Linked DNA regions of Homo sapiens: region 2 is linked to region 1. Evidence: chromatin loops called from intact Hi-C (ENCODE). Cell type or tissue: B cell. All regions are shown on one strand.

Region 1 (8,000 bases):
ATTAATAATTTGATAACTTCAGGCATGGCTGATTTAATTTTTAAACTATGAAAATATGAAGTATGAAATTATGATTCTTATGGTAAAAAAGTTCAACGTGTACCTAAGAGCATACAATTTTAATTTCCCTTTTCCTACAACTTTTAATCCTACCTTTTACATTTATTTATTTATTTATTCTTAAATATAGACAAGGTCTTGCGATGTTGCTTAAGTCAGTACAGAACTCCTGGGCTCAAGTGGTCTTCCTGCCTGGGCCTCCTGAGTAGCTGGGATTATAGGCCTGAGTTACCATGCCCGGCTGTCTGTCCTACTTTTGAGCAGTAAATTGGTTTCTGTAGCTGTCTAATGCTTAAACTTTCCTGTGCGTTCAAATGTGTATTTCTGTCTTAATGTAGGTAAGGTCATACGCTATGTACTCCAACTTGCTACCCCCGCCCCCAGTATATACTTTATTTTGCTTATTTTTACAGTGTAAGAGTTACTCTCTTAAAGCTTAATTGTCATTTGTCATTGCCTTGTATAGAACCAAGGCATCTTGGACTGTGTACCAAATCCCATAAGATCTGGCCAGAACAGGGCCACGCCGTCCATACCTCCTTATCTTGTGCTTTGCTGCCACTTCCTTACTGTGTTTCAGCTTTAGCTGCCTGATATTCTTTCCCTATGAAATTGCTTCCTCATCTAGGATTTTTATATGTGTGGTTCCCTCTGTCTAATGTTCTTTCTCCCTGATCTTTCCATGGTAGCTAGCTGTTTATGTTTATGTGTGTGTGTGTATGCGTGTGTGTGTGTGTGTGTGTGTGTGTGTGTGTGTGTGTGTGGTTTTAGAGACGGAGTCTCACTTTATTTCCCAGGCAGGAGTGCAGTGGCGCCATCATGGCTCACTGCAGCTCTGACCTCCTGGGCTCATGCAATCCTCCTGCCTCAGCCTCCCAAGTAGCTGGGACTACAGGTCCCACCACCACACCCAGTAATTTTTGTATTTTTTTGTAGAGATAGAGATCTTGCCATGTTGCCCAGGCTAGTCTCAAACTCCTACCCTCAAGTGATCCTCCCATCTTGGCCTCCCAAAGTGCTGGGATTACAGGTGTGAGCCACTGTGCTTGGCCTGGCTAGATGTCTTTATCCTTAGGTTTAAAATTTTACTCCAGAAGGGCCCTTTCTGAGCAGCCTGTCTGAAACAAGTTCTCCCTAGTATTCTTGCCTGAGTACTCTGTTTCTATGTAACATTTATTTTAGTTATCAATTGATTTGTTTATTTTCTGTTTCTCTCATTAGTTTGTAATAAGCTCCATGAAGGCAGAAGATGTATTTCATGTAGTGTTGCTGGGCAGATAGTTATTGAATTAATGTATAAGTGGTTGAATAAGAACATATAGATCAACTGCATTCTTTTTAAAGGCTAATATTTCATTTTATGGATGTACCAGTCCTTTGTTGAAGGCTTACTAAATTGTTTTTCAGAATTTTTTTCTTATTAAAACACCACCAACGAATTCAAAATAATGAATTTCTTTGTATGTCTCTCTGTGTTCACTCATGTGGGTATATCTGTAGGATGACTTCCCAGGAGTAAAATTTCAGAACAAAAGATAACGTGTCCTCAAACTTTTGGTAGATACTGACAATTTCTTTTTAAAAAGATTATCCCATTTTCTATGACACCAGTAATATGAGAAGTATTTAACTTTGTCATCCTGGCCATTATCAGATTTTAATTTGCTAGAGGAAAAGTGAGATCTCATTGTTTTAATTTGTATTTCTGTAATTAGGAGCAAGGCTGAGCACAGATATTGTGCTTCTGGAACTGTTTTTCTGTGAGCTTTTAATTTAATCTTTTGTGATGATTGTTGGTCCTTTTTTTAGTTGATTCAGAGTTTGATTAAAGTTTTTTAAACTTATGATGTTATAGGCAACCTTTACAGTGTGATGTCACTTAGTGCCATTGAATTTGGAGCTATATAGGGCTTTTTATCTCTTCAAAAGTAATTTTGTAGAGCCTGATAATAAAACTTCATGTTCTCAAAGACCATATTGGGGCTGAGTGTATAATATTTAGTAGTTTATTATTGAAACAGTAATAGAGATTTTAATGTCCAGTGCATAATAGGTCCTCAGTAAAGTATTTTTGGATGAATGAGTGACAAGTGAAAAGTTAATTTTTAAGGCAGCTTGATTTTATTTGAAAGTTCATTTAGAAGAATCTAATTTTCATAGTAAGAAGACTTAGCATGCTGTTAAGTTGAAAGATAAGCTTGCTTTGTGGCATGCTATAGAAGTGTTGGATTTGTGGCAGTGGAATTTTTAATTTGCTGTGTCAGATATAGATATGGCTTTATGTATCCATACACACCCAGCTATAACATGTATATTCAAATAAGTGACAAAATATGTCTAATGAATTTTTGAATTACCTTTTAAAACTTGCCTGTTAGTTCTCTCAAGTGATGAACTTTTTACAATAGCAGTTTATTTTCTCTCATCACGTTGGAAAGAAATGTTAAAAGTTTTCTTCTAGGTTTATTATAATCCAGTCTTCATCAGCCATCACTCTTCCTGTATTTTGTTCAAGAGGCACTAATTGTTCGCATTTGGCAGGTTTAACACTTCCTGACAGAGAGGCTATTAAGGGGAAGTATTCTCCAATAACTGTCACTGGCTGGAACAAAGAACCTTCCAACTCAATGTGTGGAAACCACTAACATTCTTAAATGACCCTTTTCATGGATTTTCATCCCTTTAAGCTAAAGTTTGGAGAATGTAGGGTCAGCGAAAACAGCAACGTGTAATAAAGCAGTAAACCTTGATTTTGGAAGGCATAGGGTGGGAGATATAGATTTATCTCTGACTTGAAAACAATTGTTATTTGGAAAATCTCATTAGCAGATGTGACTGCTTGGAGTAAAAAAAAAAAAAAACAACTTAAAACTGATGTCGCTTTCAGGACCCCTTTGAACTTAACAAGCACCTATTTGTGGAGCAGACTGGCTAATGAAAGGAAATTAAATTTTTCTGACAACTTCCCCTGCCAACCTCCTTATTCAGGGGATGTTATTAGGTACTGAAGAACTTTAAAGAAGATTTTTTTTTATTAGACATAAGTGAACCAGTTATAAACATCCCCCCCCGCCCCCTTCTCGGAGGATTCTGACATGGTTGCTCTACATTTTAAACGTATTAGCTTAAAAGCTTAAAAAACACTGGGCTTCACTTCAGCATTTTAGTCATTTTCTAAAAATTCAGTCACACTTACCAGCTGTGGTTTCAAAACAATATTGTCAGTCTTTGTGGTAGTTTAGTTTGTGTCACTGAATTACACAAACACACACACACACACACACACCCCACACATACCCACACACACGAAGGAGGCTTAGATTTCAACATTATCTTTATTGTTATTTGGGGAAATGATTCAGCAGTGTCCTGTGTTGGATGTGTTAGGTGAGGGTTAATGATCAGTGAAATTACTTAGATTCAAGGGAAGTTTTTGTCTTTTCATCTTCTTAGAGGTAGAAGTGGCATTGGTTAATATTTAGCAATAACTAATCCTTAAATGGATAAACTTTTACCCCTTACTGTTTAGGAAGGTATTTTCTTTCTTTTGCTTTTTGGAGTTTTTTCCTCCAGTAGTTGGTTCGTTGAAATTAAAGTTTTTTTTTAATTTATGTAACAAGATACAATTGTAGAGATAAAATATGTACCTGAAAAAAAAAAAAAAGAAAGAAACAATAGAAAAGAAAAGGTAATGCAGATTACCAAAAGGATTTTTTGGAACAATTCGTAATTCCTGTAGGTACTGGAAATTAACTTTCATATTTCTGCAAAATCGATCAACTACTCCCAAACAATAGAGAATCAACTCCCCCTGCTGACAGAATCTAGGAAAACATGACACATAATATTGGACAGAAACAAGCTGGCTGCGGACAAGCTTTAATGACCTGATTTATGATTCAGTATTGATTGTAAACATCTAAATTCTGCCATTAAATTCCGGCAACTGCACCAAATCATTGGCAATTCTGGTAGTGCTTCCTGCCAGCTCATTTCAACTGCTTTGAGTTTCTTAATATAATAATGATGAGGTAGAATTTACATTCCACTTATGGTATTAATTTTACATTTCTCTGAATGAAAAGGGTTAGAAGGTAGTAAAATTGAACATTAAATGAATCGGAGGAGACAGTAGTGCAATATATGACTGCCCTAAAGACATTGTGCAATGCCTCATGGGATTAATGTTGAGTCTCATTTCCTGCTTTTACAGGATGCAGAAGAAGCTGTCAGAATTGCAAGGGAAATTGGTAAGTCCTTAAATTAACTTTGGTAGGATTTCTGTGTCTTTCAGCAGATACGGTTGAGTCAACAGGTAATAAGTAATTCCCATAGAGCAAATAATACTTTAATAGTTTTAGATTTTGATTACTTGTTGCTCTGGAAGAATGTATCAGTTGAATTGCCAAATTCTATTATTAAAGGAGACTGTAAAGAGTAATTTGACCTTAACTATACATAACTCTTTTGTAAGATGAGATCACAGGCTAATTCAAAGAAGGAATTGTCTTAAGAATTCTAAAGATTGGATATAAGTTTAATGTCAATTTATATGTACATAGTTGAATGTGGTTTGTTAAAATTAAGAACATTTGGATTAAAATGAAGATACCATATGTGACATAGTTCTTTAAGTTTTTGCCTTTTGCTAAGATGTTAGGTATCAACTTAATCTTGTTAGATGGGAAAGATAAAATAGATGTGGGAAATTAGAACTGAATGATCTAAATTGGAATAAAAGGTAGACTGGAGGAGTTTTTAATGGCTGTTTTACATGTACTTGTATTTGGGCAGTGTTTCCCAACTTTTTAATTTCTTTTCTTTTTCTTTTCTTTCCTTTTTTTTTTTTAAGATGGAGTTTTGCTGTCATTGCCCAGGCTGGAGTGCAATGGCACGATCTCCGCTCACTGCAACCTCTGCCTTCCAGGTTCAAGCGATTCTCCTGCCTCAGCCTCCCTAGTAGCTGGGATTACAGGTGCCTGCCATCACGCCCAGCTAATTTTTTGTATTTTTAGTAGAGATGGAGTTTCACTATGTTGGCCAGGCTGGTCTCGAACTCCTGACCTCAGGTGATCCACCCGCCTCAGCCTCCCAAAGTGCTGGGATTACAGGCGTGAGCCACCGCCCCTGGCTCGCAACTTTTTAATTTTAAAAATATTCTTGGCGGTCATGAGAACTATTTTTGGTATCTGCTAATTGAGAAAATGTGTAAGGGCATGCTATTATATGGATTAACAATATTGTTAAATAACTTTGCAGGTTTAATAATCAAATCAGTAATTGTATACATTTGACAGAAATTTGTACAGATGAGAGAAATTAGGCAATGCTTGTAGGGATCCCAGCGTCTTCTCAGCATTCCTGTACGCCTCAGTCCAAGCATCTCATCGTGCCACACGAACATTTCTGTAGGCCTGTTTTCTCACTAAGATTATTTAGATCTATTTTCTGCCTCTAGAGAGCATTTGATTTGGCAAAGCTCATATAGTTGTGATATGTAGAAATATCTTATTGGTCTGGAAGTGATCACTTGTACTAGTAAGCGTGTTCTTTGCAAATGGGACAGTCTAACTTAGCAGGTCTTTAGTGACCTGAAAAGCAGTTTGGCTTATTGCACCCTTGTTTGTAGTTGGTACTGTCTAAATTATTTGGGCTTTGCCCATCATTAAGTGTGTTTTGTTGTTTGCTTTGCAAAAATCTATCTTATTGATATAGGTCCTGGATTTAAGACCAGACCATAGAAAATCTTATTTTATCTGACTACCTCATCTCTTCATTTTTTTTTTCAGAATCATTAACATTTCAAAAAGCCTATCAGTACTTCATAGGAACATTTGCTCGACTGCTAAATAAACTGGACTATATAGAACTGATTCTGTGGTTTCTTTATGGAGAAAAATCAAAAGTTTCTGTTCATGGTTTGAAATCACTGGTATTCCTCATTGCCTAAGAGGCATATAATATACCTACTGGCTTTTGAGGATAGTTTTCTAAAATAGTTTAATTCCATCCTGTCAGACATCTTTACATTTAAAAAGCTCTTTTTCTAGTTCTAGGTTAGATATTATTATCAACCTCATTGGATATAATAATACTGTTATTATTATTATTACAGTATCTACATAAAGGACAATATTTAGAGAAATTTAGGGAAATAAAGGGATTAGAAGAAAATTTACAGTTACACTGCAGTGCCACATTTTGAATGGTGAATTTTGGACTTGCGAGCATTCCCTTTGTGTAAATAGCAGGCCGTGGATTGCTTTGCTTCCTTTATGCCTTTTCTTCCACTTTCTTTCTTTCTTTCTTTCTTTTTTTTTTTTTTTGAGACAGACTTTTCACTCTTGTTGCCCAGGTTGGAGTGCAGTGGTGCGATCTCTGCTCACTGCAACTTCTGCCTCCCGGGTTCAGGTGATTCTCCTGCCTTCACCTCCTGAGTAGCTGGGATTGCAGGCACACACCACAATGCCAGCTAATTTTTTTGTATTTTTAGTAGAGACGGGGTTTCACCATACTGGCCAGGCTGGTCTCGAACTCCTGACCTTAGGTGATCTGCCCACCTCAGCCTCCCAAAGTGCCGGGATTACAGGCATAAGCCAGTGCACCTGGCCATTTTCCACTTTCGTTATAACCTGTCACCTTTAAGATAACCAGCTCATCATGATGGGCCTCTGTCTAACTAGTTCTCATCACTTTGCTTTCCTCCCTCAATATTTTAATGCTGTGCTTTACCTCCTTTTCATTTTTTATTTTTTCCTACTGAAGTTACCTAATCTAATCTAAGTCTTTTTTCTTTGTACTTGGGCACATCCTTTATGACTCCTTTCTCTTTCCTGTCCTTCTTCTAATTCTTCCCCAATTACTCTCTCTTGCTTGTGAAATAAATGATAGCAATCATGGCTATTAAGTATAAGAGTACTGGTGTTTTGCTTATACTGAAAGAAAGGGAAACCATAAAATTTGAGGTAAAATAAACCATAAAGAACTAGGGTCATCAGCTCTTACAAAGCTTTTAGAATTTCTCTGAAAATCTCTTCTGAATCACCTCAGAAGCCTCGCATAAAATCTTTTCCTTGAAGTGCTACTTTCTAAAGTAAATTAAATTATGTTTTATTAAAGTCTGTTGGCTTTCTGTGTTGTTTGATATTTCGTAAGTTTTTTACTACTGATTTTATTGAGATATATCACATTTTAACTATGATTATGATTCCATGTGAAAATGTGTTCCTAGTTCTAAACAACTGATTTATAATCAAACCTTTGAACCTATCCATTTGTAAGTTGTTGATTGTCCATGTGTTATACCTATTCATAGAGTTCTCTCTTAATTCTTTCTGTGTTATGTGATGAAAATGAAGTTTATCCTGTTTTATGTGATTTCCTCCTCTCTCATGTCTTTGCTTTTCTTCTGGAAACATTAATCTATGCTGCCAAAGTAGGAAACTCACTGTATTGAGCATTGATGAATTAAGTGCCTTTTACATAATGGTAACTCCAGTTTATGGAGCATTTCTTCCTAAGGCCAGGCACTTTGGAAATGTTGTTTCTAATGCTAATTCTTGGGTTTAATCATTTTTGTTTACATTTAAGGAAACTAATGATTAGAAATGGTAAGTAATTTGCTCAAGGTCACAGAACTATCGAGTGGTGGACCCTGGTTTAAATTTAGGTTTATTTGACTCCAAAGACCACAGACTTTTTATTATACTGTGTCTAAACCAATGGGATTAGAGGATGGCAGCTAAAATTTGAGCGACTACTTTGTGTAAAATACTGTAAGGTACTCAAATGTGTTATACATGGAATTAAAGAAGCAGACAGTCTCCTATCCTTGATGAGGTGAGAGACAGTTAAGACTTAATATGTTACTTGTATGTATTTGTTTTTTGGACTACCTAGTTTCTCTCATTCTTGTTCCTGATTTTTTACTTTGACCTATC
Region 2 (8,000 bases), 710 kb before region 1:
GCCGTGATAGAATAGCCAGGTGGAGAGAGAATGGAAAGAGCATTTGCAGGTGGACACATCTACAACTGTCTTGAGGACTTTTATTTTACTGGCAGTGAGAAAAAGAGTGGAAACTGGAGGATGGCGTGGTTCAAAGAGGACTGTTTGTTTGTTTGTTTGTTTGTTTAGAGACAGTCTTACTCTGTTGTCCAGGCTTGAGTGCAGTGTTGTGATCTCAGCTCACTGCAACCTCCACCTCCGAGGCTCCAGTGCTTCTCTTGCCTTAGCCTCCCGAGCAGCTGGGATTACAGGTGCCTGCCACCACACCTAGTTAATTTTTGTATTTTTAGTAGGGACAGGGCTTTGCCATGTTGGCCAGGCTGGTCTCAAACTCCCGACCTTAGGTGATCTGCCCACCTTGGCCTCCCAAAGTGCTGGGAATAAGCCAAGGCACCCGCCCCAAAGAGGACTTATGATAGATTTTTTTTTTTTTTTTTTTTGAGACAGAGTCTTGCTCTGTAGCCCAGGCTGGAGTGCAGTGGCGTGATCTCGGCTTACTGCAAGCTCCACCTGCCGAGTTCACACCATTCTCCTGCCTCAGCCTCCCAAGTAGCTGGGACTATAGGCGCCCGCCACTACGCCCAGCTTATTTTTTGTATTTTTAGTAGAGATGGGGTTTCACTGTGTTAGCCAGGATGATCTCGATCTCCGGACCTCGTGATCTGCCTGCCTCGGCCTCCCAAAGTGCTGGGATTACAGGCGTGAGCCACCGCGCCCGGCCAGGAGGACTTGTGATAGATCTTTAAGCAAGGTGTGTATGTGGATGAGTGTGATCAGTAGATACGGGAAAAGTGATGATTTAGGAGAGGGAAGGATTGCCGTGGGTGTCCTTGCTCTGGCAAGAAGGGATGGGACCTAGTGTACTGTTGGAGAGGTTGGCCTCAGTGAGCTCGTTCATCCGTGGTAACTGGAGGGAAGGCAGAGACATGGGGCATGATGCTGGGAGGTAAATGTGGCAATTGCTCCTGATTCCTCAGTGAAGTAGGCAGCATGGCCACCCCACCTGTGAGTGAGGAGGGAGGCAGCAGCCAAGTAGGATCCAGGAGAGCTAATAGAGCAGGAGTGTGGAGCGGCTGCTAGGCTGCATCAGGGACCCTCTGGCCAGCTGGTGGTTTGAAGTAACAGCAGCCAGCGTGCTTAATTGTGTATCTCCAGCTATTTCCAGCTGTGCTGCTGAGTTGGATTTAACCAGGTTTGTGGTTTTAACAAGTGAATACCAAAAAAGTGAGAGAAGAACACAGGATGTGAGGACATCTTTGGATGTTATGAAAGATGGAGATACTGTTGAGCTTGGAGTTTGAGCTTGCACAGGGGGCATGTGAGGCCACAAAAGGAGTAAGAGACAGTGAAAAGACTGTAGGATCTGTCGATTTAAGTGGAGTCCAGGGCTTGTTGGAGGTGATGAACATTTGAGCCAGTGAGTTGGAACAACGGGAGGAGGTGGTTTGACACTGGGAAGCTTGAAATGGAGATAATGGCTGGGACTGCTGTCATTGATAAAGGCAGGGTGGAATGCGACCAGAGGAGGGAGTGCTTTGAAATTGGATGAAGACCAGAGTCGCTGGAGGAGAGGGCAGAGGATCAAAAGGTCATTGTTTTGGAAGGATCGTTGATATAGATGTAATCACCAAGAATCAGGAGCGAGGAGGAGTGTTGCAGTGACAGTGAGCCAGGAGCTGAGGGCCAGTGACCTGGGGTTGGTAGATGACAAGAACAGGAAGGAGTAGGGGCGGTGTGGTCTGATCACATGGGAGTCAAAGCTAGAGGTTTCTGGAGGAGGGAGAATGGTCTGGCCCAGCGCTGGGGCCTATGAGAGAAAACAGGCACCACCAGCAAGACTCCAGTGAGGCAGCATCCGTCAGGGACAGCCAGGTTTTCATCAGAACAGGCTCCAGAAAACATTCTGAGAAGAGGTTGAGGAACTAGAGGGTGTTCTGCTGGTGACACATGAGTTTCAGGGCATAGTGGAAGGGATTAAGCAGTTGAGGGGGGATACATTTTGGGATTCATATGTGGGAATGGAAGGATGACATGGAAATCCTGGACTTCTGGTGGTGACTAATATTCAGAGGGTAGAGGGCATAATGGGATTAGTCCTGCCCATTAGTCCTAGTGGGTAGTAGTCCGTTCTGACGCTGCTGTGAAGAAATACCAGAGGCTGGGTAACTTATAAAGAAAAGTGGTTTAATTGACTCACAGTTCCATATGGCTGGGGAGGCCTCAGGAAAACAATCATGGCAGAAGGGGAGGCAACCATGTCCTTCTTCATGTGGCGGCAGAAAAGAGAAGTGCAGAGTGAATCGGAGAAAGCCCCTTATAAAACCATCAGATCTTGTGAGAGCTCACTCACTATCACAAGAACAGCGTGGGGTACCGCCCCCCATGATCTAATCACCTCCCACGAGGTCCCTCCCCCAACACGTGGGGATTACAATTCAGATCACAATTGGAGATAAGATTTGGGTGGGGACACTGAGCCAAACCACATCAATCCTGATGGTCTCAGGCTGCATGGAGGAGAAGTCTTGCCAGAAGTGTGCAGCCTTATATGATTTCCCTCAGATATGGACTTTGATATAATTTTTCTGCTATTTGCTAAAAGCTGGTGGTGAGATACATAACAATAACTGTTATTTAGTGAATACCTATTTTCATCAGTCAGCATGCTAGGTGTTTTGCACACACGTTTCTGTATTTAATCCAACAACCCTGCAAGGCAGTTACTGCGCCCATTTTACACATAAGTTAACTGAAGCTGAGGCAGGGTTACGCAGCTTTCCCTGGTCTCCTAACAAGATGGAGTTGACTCGTACCCAGGTCTGACTCTAGATTGATATTTTGATTTTCAGAATTATTCCAAGGAGAAGGTTAAATCCTCACTGAAATAATTTAGGAAAAATTATAATCCCACGTTTTCCCGAATAGAAACAGAACAGTGCTGTGCTTGCGTGTTATAAGGAGGATTTGTTTCCCTTGGGAGCTAAGAATATTTAAAAATCCTTAGCAAAACATAAATAAAATACAATTCCATCCATAACCAAACATGATTTAAAATATTATAAAATTCCCAACTAAACACATGACAGGGAGAGGCTGCAGGGTGTTGTGCTGAAGAGCATGTTCTCCGGAGCTCAACTCACTTGGCTCAGATCCTGGCTATGCCGATGCTCAGTTGTGTGACTTGGTGCTCCAGTTTTCTCATCTGTAAAAGATGAATAAGGGTTGTTTGGAGGATTACATGAGGCTTGATATATACAAAGTACATGGAACATAGGAAGCACTAAACAGATGTTACCTATTACTACATTAATGTCACCTTAGTCTTGCTATTTCCTTCACAATTGAACACACAGGTTGACTCACCTAATGAAGTGAGCACTGGATTGAGGTGTCAGATTTGCCATTTTGGTGTAATATTGTCTCTCTGCTTAACTTATTTTAAGTTTGGTGTCTGTGCTTCTGATTTCTTAGTGTGTATACTTTTTTGTTTTTCCATTTTCCACTTTTTAAGAATGAATCTTTAAGGTTCATATAAGGTTTAAAATATCAACTAGTGGTACAGATATGGCTGTATTGGAAATAGCAATGCAGACAGAATGAAAACATTGGCTGACAGGTGGCAGCAGTGGACTATGCTTAAACATTCACTTAGCTGCTTCACTGCACCTGCTTTAGGGATGTTAATAAATACATACATACAAAAGAGTGGGCTGCTTAGAAGTGAACCATGCCATTTTTTTAATCACCTTATGTAATAAAGTTTGAATTTATTAAAAGATGGAATTATGGCTGGTTGTATAGCTGGTAAATTTCAGCCTTCTGGAGTCATGTTTAGCCTGATTTTAGACATCTGAATGTCACATGCTCTCTTGTTCACTGCTGAATCTCTATCACCTGACACTTAAGGAGGGCACTTAACATCTGTTGATTATTTGAACATAAAAATTTGTCTGCTTGTTACTAGAAAGCCATTAACTCCAGAATTCCTAAGACATGACCATGGGATATTACTAGGAGAGACTAAAGTTCCATTTTTGTTCTACATGGGATTTTTTTTTCTCTTCTAGAACTTATTTACATTTAAAAGGTAAGTCGATTGAAATTACCAAAAAGAACGTATCAAAGGAAAACTTGATGACGAGTCTTTAGAGAAACACAGTAGGATTAAAATTTAAATCTGATTGAGCTATGAGGAATTTAAAAATTTATTTATTACCAATATTAATGCACTTAAGTAATTTAATGGGACCAGCACTTTTACTCTATTTGTGATATTGGTATGAAAAACCTGGATATTTTTTCTGAATTTGCTTTCCACTTCCTTTTAATACAGTTTACGTTTAATAAGAAGGAGACCTGTAAGCTTGTTTGTACAAAAACATACCATACAGAGAAAGCTGAAGACAAACAAAAGTTAGAATTCTTGAAAAAAAGCATGTTATTGAATTATCAACATCACTGGTAAGGCATGAATATTTTCGATTTTGGGGTTTATCCTTTCCATATGAAATCTTTGTTGCTTTGACTATATAAATTACTTGATTGTGTAAAATATAGCAAATTAATTGATTTCCTTTTTTTTGTTACTAGTGGTCGTAGCTTGAAGTAGTGACTCTTAGTTAAAGATGACAACATCATTTAAAGTATCATCTTTTAACTGTGTTTAGATTACTGTAATATCTGGTACTTCTTTTGATACATAGATCTGGTACATAGAGTAGTTATTTTTATTCACATACAGGCATACCTTGGGGATACTGAGGTTCAGTTCCATGCCACTGCAATAAAGCAAATAACACAATAAAGTGAGTCACATAAAGTTTTTCTTGGTTTCCCAGTGCATATAAAAGTTATGTTTATACTACATATAGTCTATTAAGTGTGCAATAACATTATGTCTAAAACAACTCTGTAAGTACCTTAATTAAAAAATACATTATTGCTTACAAAAAAAAAAAAGGCTGACACAAAGACAGAAAGTGAACACATGCTGTTGAAAAAATGGCACTGATATAGGCATGGTGGCTCACGCCTGTAATCCCAGCACTTGGGAGGCTGAGGCGGTTGGATCACGAGGTCAGGAGATCGAGACCATCCTGGCTAACACGATGAAACCCCATCTCTACTAAAAATACAAAAAATTAGCCAGGTGTGGTGATGGGCTCCTGTAGTCCCAACTACTTGGGAGGCTGAGGCAGGAGAATGGCGTGAACCCCAGAGGCGGAGCTTGCAGTGAGCTGAGATCGTGCCACTGCACTCCCGCCTGGGCGACAGAGCAAGACTCTGTCTCAAAAATAAAAAAAAAAGAAAGAATGGCACTGATAGATTTGCTTAACGCAAGGATGCCACAAACCTTCAATTTCTAAAAAACACCATATCTGCAAAGCACAATAAAGTGAAGTGCAATAAAACGAAGTATGCCTGAATAGTTAACAGTAGCATATTATGCTTTGGGGAAAAGGACCTGGGTCAGTCTTCTAGTGAAAACATTGTTTTATACTTGTGGGCTATGAAAAAAATCACAGGAAAACAAAACTTAACTTTTGTTTGATAAATAGCATCAACTTCAAATAAAACGCTTACATTTTGCTTAGCCTTTCATTTTGTAAACATGACATAACATTAACAAATTCTGTACCAGTTTGTATCAGAATCAAAAAGTATTTAAAACTGTCCTGTTTTTCCTTCCAAAGTAGTATATACTTATTATACAATATTCAAACATAGAATTTTTTTTTTTTTTCTGAGATGGAGTCTCTCACTGTTCCCCAGACTGGAGTGCTGTGGCGTGATCTCGGCTCACTGCAACCTCCGTCTCCTGGGGTCAAGTGATTCTTGCATTTTAGCCGCCTGAGTAGCTGGGATTACATGTGCCCGCCACCACACCTGGCTAATTTTTATAGTTTTAGTAGACACGGGGTTTTACCATGTTGGCCAGGCTGGTCTCGAACTCCTGACCTTAAGAGATCCGCCCCTCTCAGCCTCCCAAAGTGCTGGAATTATAGGTGTGAGCCACTGCGCCCGGTCAAACATAGAATATTTTTAAAGACTTTCAAAATCCAACATTTGAAGTATAACCATTGCTATTCTTCTGAGTAATTTTGCTTGGAAATGCCTATATTCTGTGGGGATCATAGTTTACATATGTTTTGCCTTTTCTAGAAAGTGTAAGATGCTTTCAGTGGCGAACAGGAGGACTGTGTTCATGCACTTCCTTTTGGATATTTGTCCTGTCAGTATATTAGATCACATTGTTTGCTCACGCCAATAAGGTTAGGAACCGTGGATCTCAGCTGAGACCTGACCAGATCCTGTGGCCTCGCATTCCCTCCTACCCCTTAGTTTTCCTCCTCCTCCACCCCACCCAACCCCCATATGCATAGAACCCTGGGTTGCTGAGTCCTGTGCACAGCCATGAGCTAGTTTGTGATGGGAAGGATTCATTCTGACTGACCAGACCTGGGTAACATCTACCTGAACCCCATAAGAATGGGTTCTGTGTAGGCTAGTGGGGCTCTGTTGGAAGGAGGGAGATGGTGCTGTTAGAAACCTGCCTGTTATGCTTGTGTCAGCTTCTTTGTCATCTGACCCTCAGTGCAAATAGGAACTTTAAAGACTCCTTTGTCTCCCCATTTCTTTCATTTCTGGTAAACGAAGAGCTTGTTTCCCCTAAACTACCATAGAAATACTGCTTATTTGCTAGATCAATGCATATCAATTGCATATCAACCTGGGATATGTTTACTTATTGTTAAGTAATTGAAATTTCCTTGTTGTTTTTCTTTGTAATCTTCAAAATAATATTTAAGCCTCAGTTCTTATCTTCTCATATTAGCCCTATCCACCTGCGTTTACTGCAATAGCTATCAGTTTGTTGACTAACTGAAAGAATGACTGTTAAGGTCTGTGGATGATTTTTTTTTTTTCTTTTTTTTTGAGACGGAATCTCGTTCTGTCACCCAGGCTGGAGTGCAGTGGCGCAATCTCGGCTCACTGCAAGCTCCGCCTCCCGGGTCCACGCCATTCTCCTGCCTCAGCCTCCCGAGTAGCTGGGACTACAGGCGCCCGCCACCATGCCGGCTAATTTTTTGTATTTTTAGTAGAGACGGGGTTTCACTGTGTTAGCCAGGATGGTCTCGATCTCCTGACCTCGTGATCCGCCCGCCTCTGCCTCCCAAAGTGCTGGGATTACAAGTGTGAGCCACCGCGCCCGGCCTTGTGGGTGATTTTTTAGCTCTTTCTTCTACCCTCTGTGCTTAGAATACTGTTTAGTCAGCCCGGCACCGTGGCTCATGCCTATAATCCCAGCATTTTGGGAGGCCAAGGCAGGCAGATCACCTGAGGCCAGGAGTTCGAGACCAGCCTGGCCAACATGGCGAAACCCCATCTCTACTAAAAATACAAAAATTAGCCAGGTGTGGTGGCAGGCGCCTGTAATCCCAGCTACTCGGGAGGCTGAGGCAGGAGAATTGCTTGAACCAAAGAATACTGTTTAGTCTTGCTCCTGAAGGTAGTAGAAGCAGTTCTTCAGTAGCCTCCTGACAGGAAAGTACTTAGAGATATTTTTAACTAATTTATGATGCAGTTAACAAAGATTTCATTATAATGCCAAGATGCTTAATAACAAGAAAGAATAAATACAGTAGTGTACAAACTAAGCAAGCATCAGACAGTAAAATTTACTGAATGATTTGTAATCAGCATATCAATTGCAAACTTCAACTATTCTGCTTTAAAAAAATTACCTGAGAAAGTGCTGGTAAATAATGATTTTGCAGTTGAATCAGAAAAGTTGATGATTTTAAGTGTAACCCTTAAATCAGTTCAGTATACATTTGGAAAATGTTGATTCACATTGATGAATTTATTGAAACCATTATTTGAGTATATTCTGTCCATGACCTATTTCAGAGAGATTTTACTGTATAACTTGATTTTAAGCATAGACAGTAGAGTTGACA

Evidence for each region. Hi-C counts contacts between places; a loop is a spot of excess contacts. Peaks named below come from ENCODE experiments on the same cell type or tissue, not always from the same donor. Only the 100,000 strongest peaks of a DNase experiment are listed, where the experiment ranks them.
Region 2: it touches region 1 in a loop (11-fold over the local background); 4 of 110 quality-filtered maps call a loop at or near these places.

The regions. Positions count from the first base shown.
Region 1 is chr13:100,231,569-100,239,568 of GRCh38, forward strand. PCCA (propionyl-CoA carboxylase subunit alpha) reads left to right here. Exons shown (of 24, transcript NM_000282.4): 8 at 4,274-4,310. Among named protein-coding and RNA genes, the nearest start is that of PCCA, 150 kb to the left of the region's middle. In B cell, CTCF peaks have their summits at 3,838 (motif pointing left) and 4,048; a DNase peak (open chromatin) is centred at 3,873.
Region 2 is chr13:99,525,095-99,533,094 of GRCh38, forward strand. It overlaps TM9SF2 (transmembrane 9 superfamily member 2), which reads left to right. Exons shown (of 17, transcript NM_004800.3): 4 at 4,373-4,500. Among named protein-coding and RNA genes, the nearest start is that of TM9SF2, 28 kb to the left of the region's middle. RefSeq lists a silencer at 3,556-3,605. In B cell, a CTCF peak has its summit at 3,649; a DNase peak (open chromatin) is centred at 3,667.